3 separate regions of the Mus musculus genome follow, and all the other regions are linked to region 3. A link is a loop called in an ENCODE intact Hi-C map of the cell type or tissue named here. Cell type or tissue: gastrocnemius. All regions are shown on one strand. Links, peaks and the distances in the headings refer to the core of each region. The heading gives the core; the rest is flanking DNA.

Evidence for each region. A loop is a pair of places that touch in the nucleus more often than their neighbours do. Peaks named below come from ENCODE experiments on the same cell type or tissue, not always from the same donor. Only the 100,000 strongest peaks of a DNase experiment are listed, where the experiment ranks them.
Region 1: it touches region 3 in a loop (4-fold over the local background); 32 of 42 quality-filtered maps call a loop at or near these places.
Region 2: it touches region 3 in a loop (2.6-fold over the local background); 3 of 42 quality-filtered maps call a loop at or near these places.

What each region holds. Positions count from the first base shown.
Region 1 is chr14:21,973,280-21,981,011 of GRCm38, reverse strand. No RefSeq gene overlaps it. Among named protein-coding and RNA genes, the nearest start is that of A330001L22Rik, 12 kb to the left of the region's middle. In gastrocnemius, for the core only: no CTCF peak of the experiment used is centred there; no DNase peak of the experiment used is centred there.
Region 2 is chr14:22,778,636-22,786,367 of GRCm38, reverse strand. The region is part of intron 5 of Lrmda (leucine rich melanocyte differentiation associated); the gene reads right to left. The region is part of intron 1 of Gm30926 (a long non-coding RNA gene); the gene reads left to right. Among named protein-coding and RNA genes, the nearest start is that of Gm30926, 19 kb to the left of the region's middle. In gastrocnemius, for the core only: CTCF peaks have their summits at 3,825 (motif pointing right) and 4,460; DNase peaks (open chromatin) are centred at 2,447 and 3,789; H3K4me3 peaks cover 661 bases; H3K27ac peaks cover 1,384 bases.
Region 3 is chr14:22,574,600-22,582,331 of GRCm38, reverse strand. It overlaps Lrmda (leucine rich melanocyte differentiation associated), which reads right to left. Exons shown (of 7, transcript NM_028275.1): 3 at 4,358-4,484. Among named protein-coding and RNA genes, the nearest start is that of 4930405A10Rik, 36 kb to the right of the region's middle. In gastrocnemius, for the core only: a CTCF peak has its summit at 3,950 (motif pointing right); DNase peaks (open chromatin) are centred at 3,940, 4,412 and 4,649; H3K4me3 peaks cover 380 bases; H3K27ac peaks cover 493 bases.

The DNA of each region.
Region 1 (7,732 bases), core at 1,417-6,416, 600 kb after region 3:
CGGGAAGTGAATGGTAGGGCTAGAGGACAAAGCCTTCTCCATTCAATTCTATCCAACATGTTTCCTTTCCTCTGGTGGAGAAGCTAAGTGACCCCCACATCTTTGCTGTGAGTTGTGACCTTGCTTCTCTTAATGACTACAGCCAACATGTTAGTGTTCATCCTATTTAACCTTCACAACACCGCCATGGGGTCATTTACCCCATTTTCCAAATGAGGAAGCTGAGGCTGGGCATGACTCTACCTTGAGGCTTTCAAGCTGCATAAGCAGGATTCTCACCTTGGCTGCCCCTACAGGAGGAGATTTTAAAATAGGGCAATGCCCGAAACCAGACGTTGACTTATCTGGTATGGGGGTGGGCAGGGGAGGTCCTCTGAGTTATCTTAATTTTTATTATGAAGACTTTTCCAAACACGGAGATTGAAGTAATGGTGTGAGGGACTCCCATGAACTCTCTTCCAACCTAAGAAACTGTCAACTCATGGGCACACTCATGTCCTCTCTACCCTATCCAAAAGCCCACTGCCGCCATCCTGCAACTTTATCTCCTCAGATGTCAGTCACGTCTACTCAGAGATCCGACGGGTGCCTAGGCTGGCATCTTTGATATGGAATATGTGGGTTCCTATCTAGCAGACCACCGGCCTGAAATGGGAGGTGCTGATCCCAGAATGTGCCTGGAATCAGGGGTGGGGATGGGTGCCAGTGGAGTGCTTGTAGAAGGTGTCTGTAAAATACTTTGAGTCCCAGTCTGGTGTGGCAGTAGGAGACATTCTCAAAGTGTCCCTTCTACTGTAGCATGTGACAGCTTAAAACCATAAGCTACAGTAGAAGGAACAGGTTCAGGACTGAGTGAGCCAGGCTCTTAGCTCCTCCTTGGCTTATTCTATGCCTCCCTTCCTCTTCTCCTCCATGTTCTCATCAGTAAAATGGAGACACTAATTCCATCCTACCGGGAGTGATTTGGAGCCTCAAATAAGATACTAAATATAAGGGTTGGGAACAGCTCAATGATAGATCATGTGCCAAGCACATGTGGGGCCTGGGTCTGATTCTCAGCATGGGTGGGAAAAATCAACAATAATTAAAATCTGAAGTGTCCAAGTTCCTATCTGACCTACACTGAGCCTTTACCGTGGCTCTCAGTAAAGCCTGAAGAGCTGTCTGTGGCTCCCTTGACCCAGTAGCTTCTCCAGGGTACCTGTGATCATGGTTCCTCTTCTGATGAGTCCTATTTGGTGCTCTCCATGGCTCCACAAACACAGTTCAAACCCTCTACCTGCTAGCTAAACCCCAATCTCCTACTCAGTTATGCCAATCGTATGGTCCTCCCCTGGAATGCCTTCTTCCCCCTCCCCCACCCTCTCTCTCTGCCCCTGTTACTGCGCAAGTGTGAGGGACCCTCACAAACTTATGTGTTTGAACATAGCCCAGCAGCTAGTGCTGGAATCGTCTCAGGAGGTGGGGGCTGGCTGAAAGGGTAAGTTATTGTGGACAGGCTTTGAGGTTAATAGCTCAGCCAACTTTCTGATCTTTCTCTGCTTTCTGATCTGCTCAAGCATGAGCAGATCCCTCTGCCCTATGGACAATGCTCCAGCTACCGTGTCTTCCTAATGTGATGAACTGTGTCCCCCAAATGGGACCCAAAGTGAGTCCTTCTTCTGTAGAGTTACTTTTGCCAGGTAATTTTTCATAGCAACAACAAAAAAAAAAAGTGACTAATATACCACCCTCAAAATTATCCCAATACTAGGCTGAGTCTATTAGCTACAACTTTACTCTCTGCACTCAGGAGGCAGGGGCAGGCAGATCTCTGTGAGTTCAAGGCCAATCTGGTCTACACACTAAGTTCCAGGACATTGGGGCTACATGGTGAGACCCTATCTCAAAAAATGAATGAATGAATGAATGAATGAATGAATGAATGAATGAATGAGGAAGGAAGGAAGGAAGGAAGGAAGGAAGGAAGGAAGGAAGGAAGGAAGGAAGGAAGTTGTCTCAATCCTCACCTCCAGGTCTCCCCCTTTTTACACTCTGTATTTACACAGAGGTGAGAGTAGACATATGAAAGCCACTGGGACAGGGATAAGGATTGACGAGGATTTCCCCACAGCTGTGTAACCAGGAGTAAGACAGATACAACGGTGAAGTCCTCTCCAAAGTGACCTGTGGCTGTGCATACAGGTGAATGGCATGCTGCCTCAGATGCTGATGCTCCTTACGTTTCCATACGTTTATAGGTATCTATCTCTGTTGCCTTCCCCATCTCACAAGTGAGGAACAAAGGGGGAACAAAGATGTGTTCCTATAACGCAGCACTGGACTCTGGGCCTGCCCCCACATGCTCTTTCATATTGCTAACTCCAAACTCCTCCTTTGGCCTTAGCTGTTACCACCCTAATTTCTGAAAGCTCCCTGGGATGACCACTTGGTGTTGGTGATCGATTGGTGTGCCTTTCCCTGGGCATGCCTGTTTCTCCCACTCTGAGCATCCCTTAGTTGCCTGCGGTTCTTGATCTATAGCTGAGGCCTTGTGAGCTTTCTCCCATCCTGTTTGTACAAAAGGCATGTCTATTTGGTATCCTTGTTCAGATTTTACTTATACAGCTATTCTGATGAGACTTCATGGGTCTCATCATTTCTCTGACATCTTTAGGAAACACAATCTCACTGTTCCTCTGGCTCTCACAATCTTTCTGCGCCCTTTCCACTATGATCTCTGAGACTGAGGTGCAGGAATTATGTTCTAGATGCATCAGTCAGGGCCAGCCAGAACATGGTTCTCTGCATTTTGATTGGCTGTGGTCTTCTGTGATAGTCTCCATCTGTTGCAAAGAACGTTTTCTTGATGAGGGGTAAGGACTACGCTCATCTGTGGGTATAAGTACATTCATCTGTGGGTACATTTCTAGGGGTGATGCTGGTTTGGTAAAGCGGCAGTTGTAGATTCTCCAGGATCCACGACCTAACCAGCCTCTAGTTATTGGCTTGGTTTCTGGTACCAGGCATGATTTTCCTCTTGTTGAGTGGGCCTTTGGTCCAACCAAAGAGCTGTTGGTTACTGCCAATGTACACATGCCACTATTATGCCCTTAGGAATGTCATGCCATGCTGGCCATTGCTATAGTTCATGGCCTCATAGATGACAAGAACAACTGGTTGCTTCTCTCCATTGGAAGTTTTTATGGCACCTTCCAGTACCATGAAAGCTAATCCTCAGACAGGCTTTCGGGTCAGAACCAGATAGGATCCTCCAAGTCCTGTATCTGAAGTTATCTGGTATCTTCCAGACACATTTTTTTTCTTTTGTAAGATAGGGTCATATGTACTCCAGACTGGCCTTGAACTCTTTATGTAGGCAAGGATGATATTGAAATGCTGGTCCTCTGGCCTCCACTCCTTGAGTACTGGGATTATACTACCATACCCAGTTGATGCAGTGTTGGAGAGCCAACCCAGGGTTTCATGCATACTAAGCATGATCAACTGAACTACATCCCCAGCCTCAGATATTTTTTTTCTATTGTCTACCAAGTCTATAGGTTGAGTTAATGGAGAAAACTCCTCTGCTAGCATGGTACATAAAACCTAGCAGGTGTTGATACGTGTTAGAAAAAGGGAGGCAAAAGGAGAGCACAGAGATGAAGAACAGGGCTAAGTAAGATTGCCCCCTGCACATAGTGAGGACCTGAGTTCAGAGTTCCAGGTTCCATGAGAGACTCCATTTCAAGGGAAGAAGACATAAGGATGTCAGAAAACATTACACCCAATGTCCTTCTTTGTTCGTACAAAAGGCATACATACCTACATATGTATAACACATGCACACACATAATTAAGTTTTTAAAAAGAGAAATATGCAACAAGTTGTTTGTCTTAAGGGCAACTATTCTTTCAAAGGGTTTGGGGAACACAAAGGAACATGCATGGCCTTAGGAAACTTGTAAGTTTGGACTTAAAACCTAGGCCCAAGGTGAACTTCAGTACATTAGTTAGAAACTGCACTTTCTGACAGTAACAAAAAAAAAAAAAAACCCTACATCATGATATAAGGAAGATAAATGTTCTCTCAAAGTACAAGTGGACAGTCTAGGCTGGAAGGCCATTGGTCACCAGAAACCCAGGGTCTTCAATCACAATTCTGCCAGCCCAACCTGGCAATCTTTCATTCTTTTGTCATATGAGTCCCAGATAGCTATTTGAGTTCAGCTACCATTGTATGGTGCCAAACAACCAGAAAGAAAAGCGTGAAGAGGCCAACACAGCCTCTTTTCTTTTAATGAGTCTTCCCAAAACTCACAGGACTCTTTGGACTGTATCTAAGTGTTTAGAATGTTACCATATGGCCACATATAGCTGCAAGGGAGGCTAAGAATATGATGTTTAGTTGGGTACATTAGGGCCTCAGACCAACTCAAGATTGCTATGGACTGAATTGTGTTTTCCACAGCAAACTCATTGGAAGCTCTATTTCCTAATGTAACTATATTTTGAAATGAGGCCTTTAGGGAGGTAGTTAAATTTAAATGGGGTCATTAAAGCAGAACTATAATCTGAGAAGATTTGTGGGCTTGAGAGATATCTTTTGTTGCTTCTTCACCCTTTTTCTCCCTTCTCATCTCTCTTTCAACATACAAAGAATTGGCTTGTAAGCCAGGAAGAGAACTTTTACCAGAAACAGGACCAGCCAACTCCTTGATCTTGGATGTACAACCTCCCAAACCAGAAGTTAGCTGCTATGGTCTCTAGTCTTCCCCACTTTGCATAACAGGTTAAACTGACTATTACAGAGCCATGGGACTAAGGGACGAAAAAGTAGGAGCTATAAAAGACATTAGCAGACTCATACAGGGCCACTGGCTAGAGACTTCTACCTATAAAACATAGGATTTTTTTTTTTAGTGAGACAGGATCTTTCTATATAACTCTGGCTGTCCTGCAACTCACTATATACATCAGACTGACTTTGAAGTCACAGAGATCTACCTCTGCCTCTCCAGTGCAGAGTGGCATGCACAACTACCCCTGGCTCAACCATAGGTTCTTGGTAATGTAGACAGGACAAATGCCTGCTAAGCTCATGAAAGCTCTGATTCAGGTTTGAGGCAATGGTGATTCAGTTATAAGTTTAGATATTATCCGTGTGTCATGCAATACAGTTCAATAAGATCAGTCAACAGTCGTTTTTCACTCCCATAATTTGTCATGAAAACAAGGATCCGATTTTGGATCTCTAGAACCCATGTGAACAATGTTAGGTGGGCAGAACAGCCTGCCTGGAATTGTAGCACTTGGAAGACAGAAACAAAGGATCCCTGGAGTAAACCAGACAACCAGATTAGTGAAATTGTTGAGCTCCAGGTTCAACTGAGATCCCATATTTCAATGTAGACAGAGGCAACTGATGGAGGAAGACTCCTGACATCAGACTGAGTCCTCCACACAGGCACACACACACACACACACACACACACACACACACACACACTAAAGAAGGGAAGGAAGGAGGGAGGGAGGGAGGGATGGAGGGAGGGAGGGAGGGAGGGAGGGAGGGAGGGAGGGAGGGAGGGAGGGAAAAACCTTTGACCAGAGACTCATTCACTGTGCCCTATAATCCACACACAAAGGGTCTTCTTCAAAGAAACAAAAAAAGGGATAGGGCAATAGATCAATAGATAAGGCACTTGGGGCCCAAATGAAAGGACCTGAGTTCAAGTCCCCAGAAACCATGGAAAGCTGGATGTGTCAGTAATCCCAGTGCTCCTATAGCAAGGTGGGAGGGCAGTCTAGGAGAATCCCCTAAATCTCACAGGCCAACTAGCCTGGAACACACAGCAGCAAAGTAGAGACCTTGTTTGAAACAAGTTGAAAGGCAGGGACCAAATTCTGAGACTGTCCTCACTTATACACCCCCATCATGGGACACATGCACCTACCTATGTTCACACATATACACATACATCACACAACACACAATCTTACACAAAATTATAATCTTTGTATAGTATACCATGTTTGGTATATACATGTGGTGTATAATCTTACATAAAGATTATAAAGAAGAGAAAAAAGCTAGGAATAAAGTTTATGTCTATAATCCCAGATACTTAATTCACTAAGGTGGGGCTGGTCATGAGCTCACAGCCAACTTGGGCAACCCAGCTTAAAATATAAACTAAAGGGGCTAAGGGTGAAATTCCGTGCTGAAGAGCTTGTCCAGTATTTCTTGAGGCCCTAGACCTGACTCCCCAGCCCCACAAAGACAAATGAAACCAAAGCCTGGCTTGATGGGACCAGCACAGCCTCCTTCCTCCATATCATTGATAAGAACCTAAAACACAGACCCACCACCACTCAACAGACTGGCCCACCAGGACTCTACTTCGAAGTGACCTCAGGAAACAAAACACAAGTCAGAAGAAGGCAGATGAAAGCACTGATCATAGCAGGGTGGAGGTGGTGCTAATCCTGCCCTGTCACCCACCCAACAGTGACCCATGGAGTGCACCTCACTGCTCCTCAGGAACCTCCAGAGTGAGGCAAGAGGGTGGCCACTTGGGGAAGAGCAGCAGAGGCTTGGAGCTAAGAGGCTGAGGAGCAAGCAGGGATAGAGGGACAGGCGACCACCGGTCCCTTGAGAGGAGATAGTGGGAAATGAACCCTCTGGATTTCTTCTTGCTGGAAGAATTCTCCAGCTTTGGCTGCCATGAAGGGAGGAGCATGCTGGACCCTCAGCTGCTCTCTGATGCTCCTGACGTTTTTGTTCTTGCATTTTCCAATCCCTTCCTCTCATGCAGAATCCCTGGGTGGTTCCTGTGGGATGGGACGTCCACACTTCTCCATGCCAGAGGCGCTAAAGCCTTTGAGGGAGTTAAGGGTAGTTTGAGAAACTGCAACCATTTTTAAAGAACCCCAGATGTGCCATGACCACTCTTGCTAGGATGGAGGGCATACGCACATGAGCAATCCCAGGTAATTCTTGGGCCTGCGGATTTAAAATCCTGGATTTGAGACTCTTAGCATATTCAGTAATGTGGGTTCAATCCATAGCACTGCAAAAACAAACGACAAAAGGACAAACGCATAATCCAAATCCTGAAGAAAATCCAAGATTTCAACATGAAACAAGCTGGTCTAGACAATCCCCCTAAGGACTGTCAGGTTTTCCTTTCTAAATGACCATGAAGACATTCCAAATCTTCCATGTGGTTAACAGTAATGTGTGATGTCTGGGTCAACCCACAGAGCAGGATTCACTATCACCTGACCCTCAGAACTGTGATAGCCCCATTTTTCAGATGAAAAAACGACACATGGCAGAGATGGAATGACTCGTTCAAGGCCACACAGCCAAGAGGACACAGAGCTAGGACTTACATTGAGGCTGCTGTTTCTGTACTTCAATGTGCAGCACATTGGCCTTTCCTTCTAGTTATGAGGAGGCCACATATTCCTCTGTTCCCCAAGACCCCAAGGTCAGTCCCCACCCAGTGGTATGCCAGAATCAGCTTTGCTGGCCCAAACACCAATTGGGCACATTTTTCCCCATACCTCACTCAGTACTGTTATATTGGTAGCATGATCAAGCTAGGAATATTTACACTAAGGCAATTGTCAAACACTGTAATAGAAACTGAAAGCACTTATTTCCCAGAGAGCAATTTTCTGGACATTTACCAGCTTGCCATGGGGCTATTCCATGGAAGCAGAAGTCACCTCCCTGCTAATGAGG
Region 2 (7,732 bases), core at 1,417-6,416, 200 kb before region 3:
TAAAAAGCTCCGAGTGACCCACTGCACTTCTCCACTGCTTCCTCAATTAACTCCAAACAGACTTTGTCTGGGATGGAGTGATTTAGTTTCAAGGCAAGGTCAGTCCCACACACCCAGAATAAAGATTGCCAAATATGCTTATTTGAGCTGAATTACATTTGGTGGTTTAATAATATGAATTTACTGCTTTTTCAATGGGGACTCTAGCACTGGGGAGAACTTTAAAATGCATCACACTTAAAACATAAAATTAAATTCAATTAACTTTTATTGGGAGGCTAATACACTAGTACCCTAGAGGGAGAAACAGCTCTCTTGCTTTCCCCAGATTTTTCAAGCAGGTTTCTGGAAGCCTGGCCAAAGATAGAGGATTGGCTTGTTCCCCAATAAAGAACTTCATTGGTCAGTTTAGCATCTGTGCTGTCTTGATGAAGAAGCCTGGGCTTGAAGGCACCCAGCTAAAAGACTCCAGGGGCACAAAACCTAGAATAACAAATAGGTAGAAAATACCATGGATGGGCCTGGAGAGATAGCTCAGTGGTTCAGGGCACTGGCTGTTCTTGTAGAGGAACTGTCCTTAGGTCCAAGCACCTACCAAGGGCTTACCACCATCTGCCAAAACAGCTCAAGGTATCCAATGCCCTCTTCTGGCTTCCATGGGCACCAGGCACACACATGGTGTACATACATAATGCAAGCAAAACACTCATACACACAAAATAAAAATAAAGAAATCTTTTTGAAAAAAATATCTAGAAAGGATGGGGATTTAAGAAAGAAAACACTTTATAAAAAATATAAGACAAAACGAACATGGGGTAAAGTTCTGTATAAAATTCACCCACTTTCTTGTTGCCAAGACAAAATATAATCTATGAAAACATACATGTATGTATGCATATGTGTATACACATACCACAATTAGCCACACATTAGTATACATCTATTAGAGGTTCTCAGTCCAGGCTTTAATGACCTCCTTACTACATTGAGATATTATAAGTTTTTAGACCATAAGAAATGGAGAGGCATTTCTTCCTTTGTGTCTCATAAATGGCCAGTTCAGACATAAGCAGTCTGGCTTGGGAGAAGCTGAATCCTGAAGAGAATGGCCAACCATATTCCACAGACAGAATGAAATCATTCACTTAATCCCCGAACTCGTATCTAATGGATGTGAGTACATCTTGTGTTTTGTCCTAGGCACTAGAGGTTTGTGAGCAAAATAGGCAGAAATACTACCAGCCTTGCAACTAGTACAGAATTGGGAAAATACAGAAATCAAAAACACCTCCTTCACTATCCTACTAAAATCAGTTACAGACTCAATGTGGAGCCCAGTAAAATGTGCTAGCTCTTGTATAGGTTTTCTGTACACACTGCCATGGCTTCTGTGTCTTAAAAGAGCACAGACTTACTGTTTGAATGTTAGCCATTTGTAAACAGGTCCTGGTAGGTGAAATCAAGCTGCTTCTTTTGGATGCTGTGAGGAGTAGAAATGCTTGGAGTTGCCCCTGCCCTGTCTCTCCTGCATTTCTTTCTTTCCATCATCAAAGTGCACTCCCATCTCAGCCCTCTTCATCGCATCACCTCCTGTCCCTGTGACTTTCTCTGAGTCCCTCTACCCAGTGACTGTGTTTATACCAGGCCCATGTGAACAGCCAGAGCTCTTCGAGCTTTGACTGATGGCCTAGAGGCACAATGCTTTCTTGCTCGTTTCACCATTCCATGGTGAAAGACAACAAAACATTCGAGAATCAAAGATCACAAGAATGTTCAAGGTCTGGGTTTCCAAGAGTAAGTAAGATGATGTACTGGAAATGTGTACTGCTATTATTATACCGTTGTTACAATTATCCAGTGATACAATTATCATAGTTGAGCCCACGTCTTCGACTATACAAACCATTGCAATGTCCAGAACTCTCTTCCCACTACTTAAATTACAATCTACTTTGTAAGTCCCTGCCTTGTTCATTCTCTCTGCCTCCTCAGCTAGGAGTGATGCTGTTTTCTTCCCTTCCAACCTCCAGTAATGTAAGCACCAACCATTTAAGACTATGTTATTATCATTGTCATTATTATTATTAGCCACACACACACACACCCATGTATTGTGAGGAAGGCAGAGATGTTTGTCCTATTGCTTACTTAGCACAGAGATGAGGCCACAGTAGATCATTTTTTTTAGATCACTAAGTGACTAAGTGGACTGGTTCCAGAGTTTAGTCCTCAGGGGTCTGCATGAAAAGCACAGTTCCAATGTCACATTCAAGGGGAGCCAGCTGTGAGCTTCCTCATTCCCCTACTACACTGCACTCTGACTTCCAAAATGAAAGCAATCCCCATCTTTCCCAGACATCATGTACAAGATGATGCCCTCCCAACCAGGATGAGGACGGCTTCTGGCCTCCATCTGTGTGCCAAGTAGCACAAGTGTCTGCTATACACCCTGAGGAAGGCAAACAGGACACAGAATAGAACAAAGAGCTCACACCAGTCAAAGCCAGTTTGAGCCAGTCCGCACTGCTCTGAGAACTCCACCCCCCCTCCCTCCCAGCTGGCAAGAGGACAAGAAGAAGATCACTGACTTCAATCTTTGGCCTCCTAACCACGAAAGGACTTGTGAAGGTGAACGGTTTGCAGACGAAGGGGGATATAAAAGAGACAAAACCAGGATAAAAATTAAATAAAAAGTAGCTGTCTTAAACTGTAATTGCAGTCCTCTGCTGAGCACGCTTGCAGATATATAAATGTGATTTACCATCAGCTTGCAACTACAAATCAGGTCTTGAGAAACACTTGTGCTATGAAATTGTTTAATCTCATCAAGCTCTGCTTTCACAGCAAGCCATAAATCACGGAGTCTTTGTTATCATAGACCTCCACCAGCGCCTCTCTGGCAGGCCATGGATCGTGGGTATATATAATCTTGACTGCACAAACACTGGGGTCGACGCAGGCTGAAATACTTTCATAATAGCCACTGTGCAGCTGCTGGAACACAAGCCCATGATGGATATCTCATTTCCTACAGTCGGCATCTATTTCGAGCAAATTATTACCACATAAATTTCTTGTCAACAGAAACGGCCAATTAATTAAGTTAAAAATTTACTTGTGATCACATCTACAAACCAAATAGAACGGCAAGGCAATTTTCCAGTTACTGAATATACTGCAGGTCAGTTTAATGAATAATTTTTAACTTTGTCATAAACTCAAAGACAGGCTAATATCTCCAGAAAACTGAATGGAGACCAGCTGCCGACAGATTTACACAAAATATATTTATGGGGAATTTGATTGCTGACATCTGGGGACAGAAATAAACTTTCTATAATTACAGAGACATCTTTGCCATATATATGGATTTCTTTCACCCAAAAATGCAAATATGTCCTCAGGAAGGGTATATTTATATGTTCAGGCAGGGCTACAATGGGGTTCGATGGCTTTTGGAGAAATCATTGCATTAAATTTCTTTGCTAGTGATGGGTTCAGTATCATAGGGAGAGACAAAATCATGGGCAAAGACCTGTTTATCACTGACCCACACCTGTCCCAACCCCAAATCAGCTCTCTCTCTCTCTCTCTCTCTCTCTCTCTCTCTCTCTCTCCCCCTCTCTCTCTCTCTCTCTCTCTCTCTCCTTCTCTCTCTCCCTCTCTCTCTCTCTCTCCCTCTCTTCCCCCTCTCTCCCCCCTCTCCCTCCCTCTCTCTCTGAGGTGGTACACCACTTGGCACATGTCCAGCAGTGTAAGCAGCACTCAGAGGCTTTGTCAGGTAAGGCAGACGGACATAGCTTCCCCACAGAGCTGTGATGCCCATGAACCAGATCTGCTTGGAAAATCAGGCCAGCAGAGGGCCCTATAATAATTCCTCGTCCAACCATGTGTCTTTGAACTGAAGGAAAACCATGGTGTGTGTGTGGGGGGGGGGGGGAGGGATGTATGTGTGGGGGGGTGTAGGGGTAATTGTCCAGTTGAGTTATGGGCTATGGGTACAGGGACACATGGCAGATTTGATTACAGATAGGGATTTACTCAGCCAACTACTTGTGAGAGGTAGAATTATGACTTTCATAAGGGCCATCCCCTTACCTGACATGTGGAGAGCATTCAAGGTCTTCCAAATCATTGCTCCTGTCTGTCTCTAACAGGTCCTTTGACCTTGTCTCCAGCCTGCCACTGTTACATGAGATAGTCTCACAGCATGCCCTTTGCCTTTATGTTGCCATGACTCTGAGCCAACAAAGGAACTTTACATTTCTAGTCCACTTCCCATCATCTTTCAACTTTCTAGCTTGAAGATGGTCTCCATGGCTCCTTGACAGTATAAGAGACTATGGCTCTTCATTAGGACATATCCCTCCACCTAGAATTTGAGTGGCCATGATGTTACCTTGGCCAGAAAGGGCAGTAGTGAGTTCGGAGTCCGTGAACTCTTCAAGGAGATAGCAGGCAACCACAGGGTGGGGGTGTTGTCATGAGATTGAAGGTCTGTAGGAAAGGACTCTATTAGTTAGTCCTGAATGCTAGGATGGTTGTGTGGAAGGTCCTTTTGGTAAGCTTCTTGAAGACTGGAGTTATCAGACTCATTTTTAGCTTTCTAACTACAAATCCCAGTACCTTACAAAAAGGACAGGATCTCTATAAAAGCTTCTGAAGGAGGATCTTATGCAGTATTCATGAATGCCACATTCAACTCTTGGTGGCTTTAAATATTGTTGCATCATTATCATGTGTCTGAACAGCATTGATTGTAGGCCATTCCATTTAGGACACTCCGAAAGCTGAGAAGTCCTGGATGTTAAATACATCCCCCAGCTAGACCAAAGTTTAACTGAGGAAACAAACCACACGGAAAACTCACAGGACAGCATGAATAGTCAGGCTAAATGAATGAATGACCAATGTGCAAACACAAAATAGAAAACAAATCTTAAATAAATGGCACTGATAAATGCAAGTATGGGGGTGAACAACGCAAGGTGTTTGAGTTTCAGAACATTAAAGGTATGTAGCTGAGATCCTGCAGAAACCTTCATTTGACCACTGTAGACACGAAGCCTCCCACATCAAGCTGGGCCAGCTTGCTCAAAGTCACTAAATTATAAAGTCCCCAAACACCTGAATATCTTCCCATGGCTCTCTAAATCCATCCCTCACATGTCCCACAAGCACTTCACTTTTCCTGGTTAACACTTGTACCTTCAGCGTGATCATTGGCACTGTTCTCAGGCCCAGGACTGGACTGCATGTGCCCTCATGCAATTTTCTTTTTGACAAAAAACATTTTCAAAATTTTCTCTTTGTCAAGGATCTTAAATGCAAAGATATTCCCTAAATATTCATTGAATTTTTTTGGATAAATGACTTTAGATCATCAGAAGCCCTTCTTCTCCTGAAGCACACACATCCACCGTGTGTGAAGCATGCAGATTGGTTAGATCCATATCTTAAGTAACTAACTATGACCTCTGGGTTGATTGCTTCATTGTTCAATGCCTATTTCAGTGTCTATGGCATACCACAGAAGTGATCCCTAGTTCAGGGTGTCATCAATAGTATATAACACATATAACATTTTAAAACAATGCACACGAGGGGTACTTGATATTTTTCTAGCCCCTGGCCTACATATACTTTGGTAGAGTAAATCTACATACATGCCACCTGATGTTTATAGTGTATTCTCTTGCCTTTTGCCTATCTTGCTGATGTTGTATGAAAGAACTAATAGGGCCATGGTGTTGATGATAGTAGATACACAGTTTTTTTTGTTGTTTGTTTTGTTTCGGTTTTTTTTTTTTTTGGGTTTTTTTTTTTTTTTGCCTCTGTTATGCTGCAGGCACTGCTACAAACACTTTACATTTGTTATCAACATCCATAGGAGGCAAATATTCTTATTATCTCTGAATTACAGATGTGACCTAGAAAGGTTAAGTCACTTATCCAAGGACATATAGTTATAATTGGTCCGACTGGAGGCTGGCACACTCAGACACAGAAGTGTGCAGTTACTATCTCTGATTTGCACTTTTTATTCCCAGGTTTCTCTCCTTAGTTATTGCTCCAGTTCCAGACAGTCTATGTTTTTTTTCTAGAATATTTTTAATAATTTTTTCCTATCCTCAAGGATGTTACAATTAAATCAAATAAAAAAGTATAAATCCATGTGAAAAGCACCATTTGATAAACCCTAAACTGGTTCAGATCCACTCTGTTGTCAGGGTGACCCATCTCTGGTCAGTGAGGTAGCTTCTGAGAGTGTATCTAATAACGGCACCAAGTCTCTATGGGAAGAGGTTATGCAAAAGATTGCAGGGAAGTTCAATTAGCTTGTGAGTTCAAGTCTGCAGCAGACGTTATTGGCAGTTGGGAGGAGGGAAAAAGACAGAAGGGGCTTCGTAGTGTGCTTTTGTCAAATTAGATTCAAGATTTCTGGAACAGAAGATGTTTCATCACAGAGACAGTGGCTGAGGAACATGGGCGAATTGCACACATGCTGCGTGAGCATCCCTGACAAATGCAGGTAATAGCCGAGGGTGACTCACTGCTGAATGTCAGGTTATCTAGCTGAGGGTCACTGCTCCAGAGTCAAGGTCAGGATGAAACCAGAGAACAAAGAAACAATGAAGAAAGCCTGCCTCCTCAACTGACCAGTGACAATTAGAAGCAAGCAGGTGAAATGTGAGATAATTCAACCATAGTCCAATATGTACTAAGCATGTAATAATTTATAAAGTATCTTCATGGTCATTGCTCCATTACATTTTTATGGTATTCCATTCATTAATTGCCAGACGTTTAGAACTTCACTTTTTTAAGGAACATATTTCCCATGATTTCAGGAAAGATGCCTGTTACAATTTGGGTGATTCACACATGCACAAATAAACATTCCAGATTGCTCACTGAGTTCTCATCTCAGGTGCAATCTAAAAGAACCCAAAAGCCTCATGGATCTCTCCATTCAAAGAGCCATTGTTCCAGCTGAAGAGAGGAGGCACATGCACAGCAGTGGCTCACAGTTACTACTGGCACAAAGGGCTCGGAATGGTGTGGTAAGTGCTGCTCATCTTCAGATAGGCAGAGATGACCGTCAGACAGGATGCTCAAGAAACAGTCATGGGCTAGAGAAACAGCTTTGTGGCTAAGAGCATGAGCTGCTCTTCCAGGGGACGAGAGATCTGTCCTCAGGACCCGAATTGCATGGCTCACGATGGCCTGTAACTCCAGCTCCACGGGATCTGTCAGTGACAGCCTCTGTAAGCACCTGTACTCACATGCACACACACATAATTAAAAATAGTAGATAATCTTTATAAAAAAACTGAAAGAACAGGAACAAATCACACAAGGTCAAGGACTTTTCCTGAGTCCTAAAACATCCATAAGAGAGCTCTGAATAAAGCATGAGGCTGCATATTTGACAAGCATAGCAAGTCACATATTTTATTATTCACTCTTAAAATTGCTTAAATATCTAAAATGAGCCTGACATAGAATATATTCCACTTACTCAAAATAAAATTAAAAATAACATCCCTCCCCAATAACAGAATAGAAATCATCTATTCTAAGGGAGAAAAGTGAATGTGACAAAATTTAGAAACTGAAATTTGACAAAAGAGACAAAAGGTTCTGGGGTTATCTGAAGGACAGCATGGTTCATGTCTAAACAATACCGTAGATCATCAGGCATTACACGGAGATATCACAAAACCCT
Region 3 (7,732 bases), core at 1,296-6,295:
GTGCACCAGGGAGCAGCAAGGGTCTCTGGGTGTTAACAAGCAGCGGCTTCCCATAGATGGTCCCGCCTACTCTGCTCAATGCTCTGAGGTATGTATTATCAAAGAAACCAAGACCTCGAAAAGGAAAATATATTTATTTAAGATGATAAGAAACTGCTGTTAAAAGTGAGATCTGGGGTGGCGGCGGCTGGAGAAATGGCTTGCTAATGGCTTGCTACTCCTGTGAAACATGGGAACACAGTTCCCGCACACACTTCTGGCGGCTCACACCCATCCATTACCCCAGCTCCAGGAGACCTGGGGCACTTTTATGCCCCCTCTTGGTACTTGCACTTACATGTGCATATCCACACACAAACACACATGGCTACATACTGTTTTTAAGGGTGAGGTCCAGTTTTGTGACACAGCCACGCCCAGCTGGGTAACATGTAGCACGATTCTTTCTTCCTGTGTGCGCTACCATTCAAACTGTTCCCACCTTAGTATAGATGATGATGGAAATAGTGCAAAAAATTTTTAAGCATAATTTCAAATAAAGTCTGTGTTTTCCCACAAGGAAAGATAGGGGACGACCATTAAATTGTGCAAAGATTAAGCATCTGCACTTTTAACATTTTTTCAGTCAGTAGCCTACTTGGGGTTGACTGTTGAGAGATCACATGATTGAGAGCAACACAGAAAACCTCAGTCTTGCTAGAGAGAGAGAGAGAGAGAGAGAGAGAGAGAGAGAGAGAGGGCTAGGGGTAGGTTTTCAAGTCTATGGCCTATGACTAATTACTTTGAACAAAGAGGGGATAGAACAAAGATGGGGGTTGGGAGGTAGACCTATATAAATGTGACAGCTACATTAATTGGTAAAGTGACAAGAAATTTTCCAGATGTGAGAGAGTCTTGACATCGGAATCTCTTCTGTAGATAGAATTCCCGCAGTCCCCACCACCACTACCACCTTGTGCAATATTACAGTTAACAGCTGACTCCTCCCACATGCAAGTCCCTTCTAGCAAAAGGATTGCTTCTCTTTTGAGTTTTAGAGTCTGGGGCTTGGAGTCAGCCTAAGTGGGGTCTAGATGAAGCAGTACCTGTGGCAATCTATGTGGCTTCTAGAAGCTTGCAGTCTGGGTTTTCTAAAAAGTAAAAGAGAATTATCATTAGTAGTTCCCAGAATCTCAGAATGAGATTAGAATTACAGTAAAGTATAAAAGCCTAAGAAATACGTTCACCGGACTCTCTCCCTTTGGTGATAATGACATTAGTCAACTGAGGATGGTTTTCATACTTTCAGGATGACAACATGGTTGGCTTTTGCCAACTTGACACAAACCTAGCCATTATCAGGGTAGATGGACTCCATCAACTGTTAATTGATATAGGGGGGGTGTGATACAATCCCTGTGCAGGTAGGTCTGGCATGTATAAAAAACATAGTTCAGAGAGGCAATAAGATGCTTTATAGTGAAAACTAAATAAGAGATCTCATAGAGACAAGATGGCAAGGCCAGTGTAATAGATAGCTATAGAAATGAGCTATTCTCTATATGAACCCCTGTGTCATCTCCCACATTGTTTTGCATTGGTGTGTAAGTTGCTTTCATAATACTAGCAGGATTTGACAAGCACATGTATACTAGGGTTTATGCCCTGGACCAATCCTTTCATGTATGATAGCATATGCAGCCCATTAGGCAGGCAGCTGAGCCAACAGCCAGCACTAATTGCATACATAAGAGTGAGGTTATTTTAGACTATCTAGTGCTAGTAAGAAAAGAAATCTTTGCCTGAGTGACACAAACTAAGTCTATCAGAAGAGCCATCCAGCTGAGGCCTGACTCACATAGAATTGAAGTGCATAGAACATTTATTGTTTTGTGGAGTGGGTCGTTATGCTACATGAGCTAGCTGGCAGAGCCTGTCCTTGTCTGGAGTATCTCCTGGGACAGCATCAGCAATGCCCACCCTATCGCTTGTGCAGAACTGGGACATTTTCACAAGTATGGAGTTTTAACCTGAAAAGGCAGGGCCAGTGTAAGAGGCGGTTAGCCTAAGAGGATGGCATACACTGTTGTCGGCCTTTGCCTGCCTTTCAGACTGCGATTTCCAGATCAAATGGATGGGGAAGCTGAGTTTTGTCACAGTACCAGTAGATCAGGGAGGAAAAGAGGAGAGAAATTGCATGACTTGCTGAGTGGGGCATAGCAACCTGAGTGAGACGACACTTTGTAGTCCGTATCCACTGATAATTAGATGCGTCATAAAAGTGCAGCTATGTAATTGGATTCTCAGCAACACAGTGACTTCCCAGGCTGTTCCCCTAACTCTCTTTGCATTACCACTACCGTTCAAGGAAGTTAAGGCACAGAATAGGAAAAGGACTTAACAAAAGACAAAGTCAATCTCCCAGGACTCTGGAATCCGAGATGCCTGCCAGTTTCAGTGGTGCTGAGACTAAACCACCCCTGAAATAAGCTGTCTCTAGAGCTGAGGACCAGGCTCCCAGAAGTTTACTTGTACCAAGCCACACAGCTACATGTGACCAAGAGGACGTATGAAACTAAGTCTGTGAATCGGAATATCCTGCAGTGATGTGAGACACAAGACATGGGCTGAAGCTCAAAGGATGAATGGTATCATCTAAGGTTCAGTCGAACAATCCTTCTCGCCTCGATCCAGTTGCTCATATGGCCCAGCTGATCATCTGAGACAGCCAAGGACGATAGAAAATACACAGAACAATAACTCGGAGACGAGAAGAGCAAAGGGTTAATGAAGGAAACCTCCACTAAATGTCATTATGACACGGACCGTGAATGACATGATGACATTAGACTTACTTCTAAGCCATCTTCCTCTACTTCTGATAAAGCACCCATGGATGAGGGCCATAAAGGGGCGCATTTGTAAAGCACTGTTTACAACTCACTCCCACCATTCAAATCTTTCAACTCCAAATCTCCTGAGAAGTTATTAAGTCCTAAAGGTAGAGCTCTTGAAAGGATGAATTAATTTACTGATAAGAGCAGACAAGAACATTTCCTCTTCTTCCCCTTCCCTCCTCCTGCTCTGTCCCCAATGCAAGGACAGGCAAGGGACACATCACGAAAATCCATCTCCTGCTGGACCCTGCCCTCAGACTGCCCACCTCCAGACTGTGAGCAACAGACACTCGCTGGTGGTTGGAATTCAGTGGCAAGTCAACCGTACTCTGTCATAGTAGCAAGAACTAGCTGAGACAATGTTTTACAGAATAAAGAAAATATTAACTTAGAGCTTGAGGCACCAGGAGGCTAATAAGTCATTTTGAAAGTATCCTACATGCTGGCATAGGTCTCCATCTTGAACCCAGGTCTTCATCTTGTTCACTGTTTACTGGAACAACCTATACACTCTTCATTGGACTTGGTAAGAATGAAGCGTGAGGTGCTTAAAATTCCCCCAGGACTTGACTCCCATGAGTGTTCAGTGAGAAAGTAGTAAGAAATGAATATGTTGTTCATCCCACAAATATTTGTGGAATGTGAATTCTACCTAGGCCGGATTGTCCATAGGAAGGTTCCAGAAATCCCTCCCTCGTGGAGCTGCTATCCTAGTGCCTGGTAACCTAGAGCACTAACAAATGGAGATGCTGTGTACCTTATGCTATTAGAGAAGTCTTCTGATTTATCCTTACTGTAGCAGCCAGGGCATTTAGTCCCTAATTCTCACCCCAGGCTGGGTACTCACCGACCCAAAAGAGGTCATAACCCACCATGGTTATCCTAGGCCTCTGATCACACCTAGAGCTGCATACAAGGGGAGTACAGGGCCTGACCTTCACACTTCTCTGTACACCTCAGCTCTCTCCCTTCTTGATATCCAGAACTGTTTCCCCAGCCTACACCAAAAGCATTCCAGAAGTCTACAAGGACTAAGTCAACTTAGCGGCATTACCCACAGCTTGCCACCAGAGGTCGCCCTCCCACACAAGCCCAGGCAAACAGAAGCAGCTTTTCCTCCCAGGCACCCGTGACATTATTTTCTTTCTCTATTTTTATCTATTAAAAAGATTTCCTCGCAGCCATAACTTAGATCTCTACACTAAAATGGAGCAACAGGAAGATATAACGGTGCATTTCATTTATGAATGACCTATAATAAATTACTCTGAAGTGTCCCGAGTGCCAGAAGACAGAACGCTTTGTCTGCCCACCGACTGTATTTCACATACTTTAATTTAGCTGACACATAAAACTCATTTGACATTTTGCAGGTATTTTTGAGGAGAAGGGTATGGGGTGGCAGAATGGGACCCTCGTAGAGCTGGGCGGCAAGTGGGCTACTGCGGGGACTTGACGTCCTGGGTGCCAGAAAAGGATATTTGGTTCTTGTTGAGGGTTAAGGTGTGCAAGTGGGGTAACCCTGGCAACACGAGGTCGTCTCCGAGCAGATTGTTGTCTAAAATGAGCTCCTCCAGGCTCCTGAATGCACTCAGTCCTTCCAGTGACCTGCAATGACAAAGGCAAGGGGGGGGAAAGATCCTGCAGTAAATCAGAGAGGCCATTATGAGCCGAAATAAATATTTTAACCTTCCCTTTCAGAACTGGGAATAGTTTGGGCTTGGTGCCTGTCAGCAGAGTGAATGACAAGAATTAGTAGCAGGGAGCCGGGGTGGGGGCGAGGGGGAGAAAGGGGCCCCGCTGGCACTCACCGCATCCTTCACGAATTGCCAACATGAAGGATGAGGGTCACTTATTGAGAAGCCAGGATCCAAAACAAAGGGCTTCAGATACGGCCTGCAGGATAAATTTGTCAATGTCTTGTGCCTTCAGGCACCCAGCCTGGGCTGACCCTAACCTCCATTCCCAAGATAAATAACTCTGTCACAGTTCACCTTCATTCCCTGGACACAAATTTAAGCTGTCATCCATCATTCCTGCCTAGAAATCTCATACCCCTCTTACAATAATAAATATAACTTCAAGTATCATTTCTTAGCGGTTCTGCTATGTACAGTCATAGGGGAAACGGCCAGGAAGGCAGCTTTTCTCTCCCCTTACGTCCTCCCATCCTTGGGCTTGCTCTCTCTCTCTCTCTCTCTCTCTCTCTCTCTCTCTCTCTCTCTCTCTCTCTCTCCTCTCTCCTCTCTCCTCTCTCCTTTTTCTTCCTTTCTTCCTTCCTTTCTGTTTTTCTTTTTTTTCCTTTTTAGCTAATCACTTAATTTGCTACTGCCTAGCATCCCTATGGCTGCCTGACAGGGAGGAATTACATAAGCACTCCAGGCCGAGGAGAAAGCCTTTTCTTCTTTCATTATTTCTTTTTCCTTGGTTTTGGTTTTGTGTAGGGACAGGCTGGGAGCATTTCTGCTTCAAAGCCCTGGTCTGAAGTTTTAATTTATGGAATGTGGGTTTTTTTTTCCCCCAGCATAGAGTATAGCAGTGTAGATTTTAAGGCAGTAAATAAAAAAGGCATTAAGGATTAAGCATGGGTTTCAAAGATAAAAAATACTCTAAGAGAAAGGGAAAGAAGGCTTCCTTTACCCATGTAGTCTGAAATTAGCTCTTCACCTGAGGGAGGGACCCTCGGGAGTGTTTGGAGTGGAGGGGACCACGAGGCAGCTGTGCACAGATGCTTGCCTGGGCACACACAAATGGTAATTAAAGGGAGTCAAAAGTCCCAGGGCTTTTGCAGCTTGCTCACCAGCCAGGCCCAGGAGATATGCTGCTGAGCTTGCATCGGCTGGAGCCTGGTGAGGCACAGGGCCGTGAAGGGAAGACACATATTCAGTCCCTGGCTGGTCTATAAAGTACGGCCAACCAGAATGTCTGCCACATATTTGTTTACTGACTGTGCCAATGCTAAGGCCCTGTCACCTTGTGTGCGTTCTGTGTGCACCCCTGGCCATGGGCTTTAGCAGGGAAGCTTTCCCCAGGTACCCATGATTCCATGGTAAGCTTTCTGACAGAGGGTTCCCCAAACCAAGGGTAGGAGTAGAGCATGCTCATGAAATCTTTGGTTGCTCCCATCTGAATGTCCAGTGTCATGTGGTCTTACTCTGGCTCTAGAGCCCAGAGCATAAGGGCTCTGAGGTCAGTGCTATGTGCTGTGTAGGCAAACATGAAAAACTGCCTGCACTTTAATTTAGGGTCATCCTGTTTCATAGGCTTCTGGGAAGCAAAACAACTCCCTCCTTTGGGGGGCTTAGGAGTGGGCTACGGAGCTTTGTCTCGGCTCCTCCATTTCCCTGTAGCCTGAACTGGGGCATCCCGAATGCCTGCTGGCTCTGTGTGCCTCCCACCTCAGAGGACAATGGTATTCTCGCTCAGGGCTGCCTCCCCTTGCCATCCATTAGCTTGTCCTGAGACCTGGGGGTAGGGGAAGAGTGTGGTGGAATCGTATGGGGTGGGCAGGGAATCTTTGGGCTTTCTGAAGCCCTTGGCTTTTTTTGTCTGCTTGTTTAAAGCTGGCTCCCATATATTCCAGGCTGGCCTCAAATGCATTATGAATCCAAGAATGACCTTTGAACTTCTGACCTTCCTGCTTAAACCCACCCAGTTTGGGAGATATCTGCATGCTCCATCAGGCCTAGTTGGTGGGTTTCTGGGAATCAGATACTGAATAAAAAGTCAAGTTCTCAACCAAATGAGCTATGAGTCCCTTTCTCCACGGGAGTCAGCGAACCAAGCTCATTAGCCACAACTGTTTCAGGGACAGGGCCCTGCTTGCCACAGGGAGAGTGGAGACCCACCCCCACTCAACAGGAAGCCTTCTGAGAAGCTAATAAGTTCTTTGTGCACCAACATCAGATGGGGCTCTGCTCAAAGGCACCATTTAGATACATACTGTTCCAAGGTATGTTATGTAAATATTGTTTTGTTTTGTTTTGTTTTTTATCATGAGACACAGCAAAGGGTTGGCAACCAGCAAGGAGAAGAAAAACTTCCTTCCGACACTGCTCCTAAATGGCAGAAAACAAAAATGACGCAGGATGAAGAGGGCAAAGCCAGTCCACCACAGGGGTACTGCCCCGCTCCCAAGGCTGCTTCTTTCTCCACAGTACAGGCCACACACATCAGAGCTCTGTATGGGAGTGAGACCTCAGAGAAGAGTCCCCCACCCCACCCCCAATCTGCGTCTCTTGTCTGGTTTCCAGATTCTTTTTTTTCCTGTGTAATGTTGCTAGTGCTCAGTAAAAGGAGATCTGTGCAGTGCGGGAGGGAGGATGCTGATGAATAAAGTCCTGTTTTCATGGCTGCTGTGGGTACACTCGAGGATGTGTTTAACTAAATTGAGAGCCCAGGGGCCGGAGGCAGGAGGTTCAGGACACCACGAAGGAGAGACATCAGGGGAAGGACTTGTGGAGTTCCAACTCCAATGGTCTGCTGGAGGGCAGTGAACACACTGTGGAAAAGGGCTTCAGTTTTTACTTGGAAATCTTTTTCCAGTTACTGTTATTGTTGTTGTTTTCCAAAAGAAATTATTAGGAAGAAGTAGTTTCTTGTGACAATTCCTCTATTCCAGATTCCTGCAGGTAGATATTCAATGTTATATAAAGTGACGAGATTTTAAAAAAGAAAGAGAGAGCGAGAGCGAGCGAGGGTGAGAGAGAGAGAGAGAGAGAGAGAGAGAGAGAGAGAGAGAGGAAGGAAGGAAGGAAGGAAGGAAGGAAGGAAGGAAGGAAGGAAAAAGAGGGGAGGGGAGGGGGAGGGGAGGGGAGGGGAGGGGAGGGGAGGGGAGGGGAGGGGAGGAGAGGAGA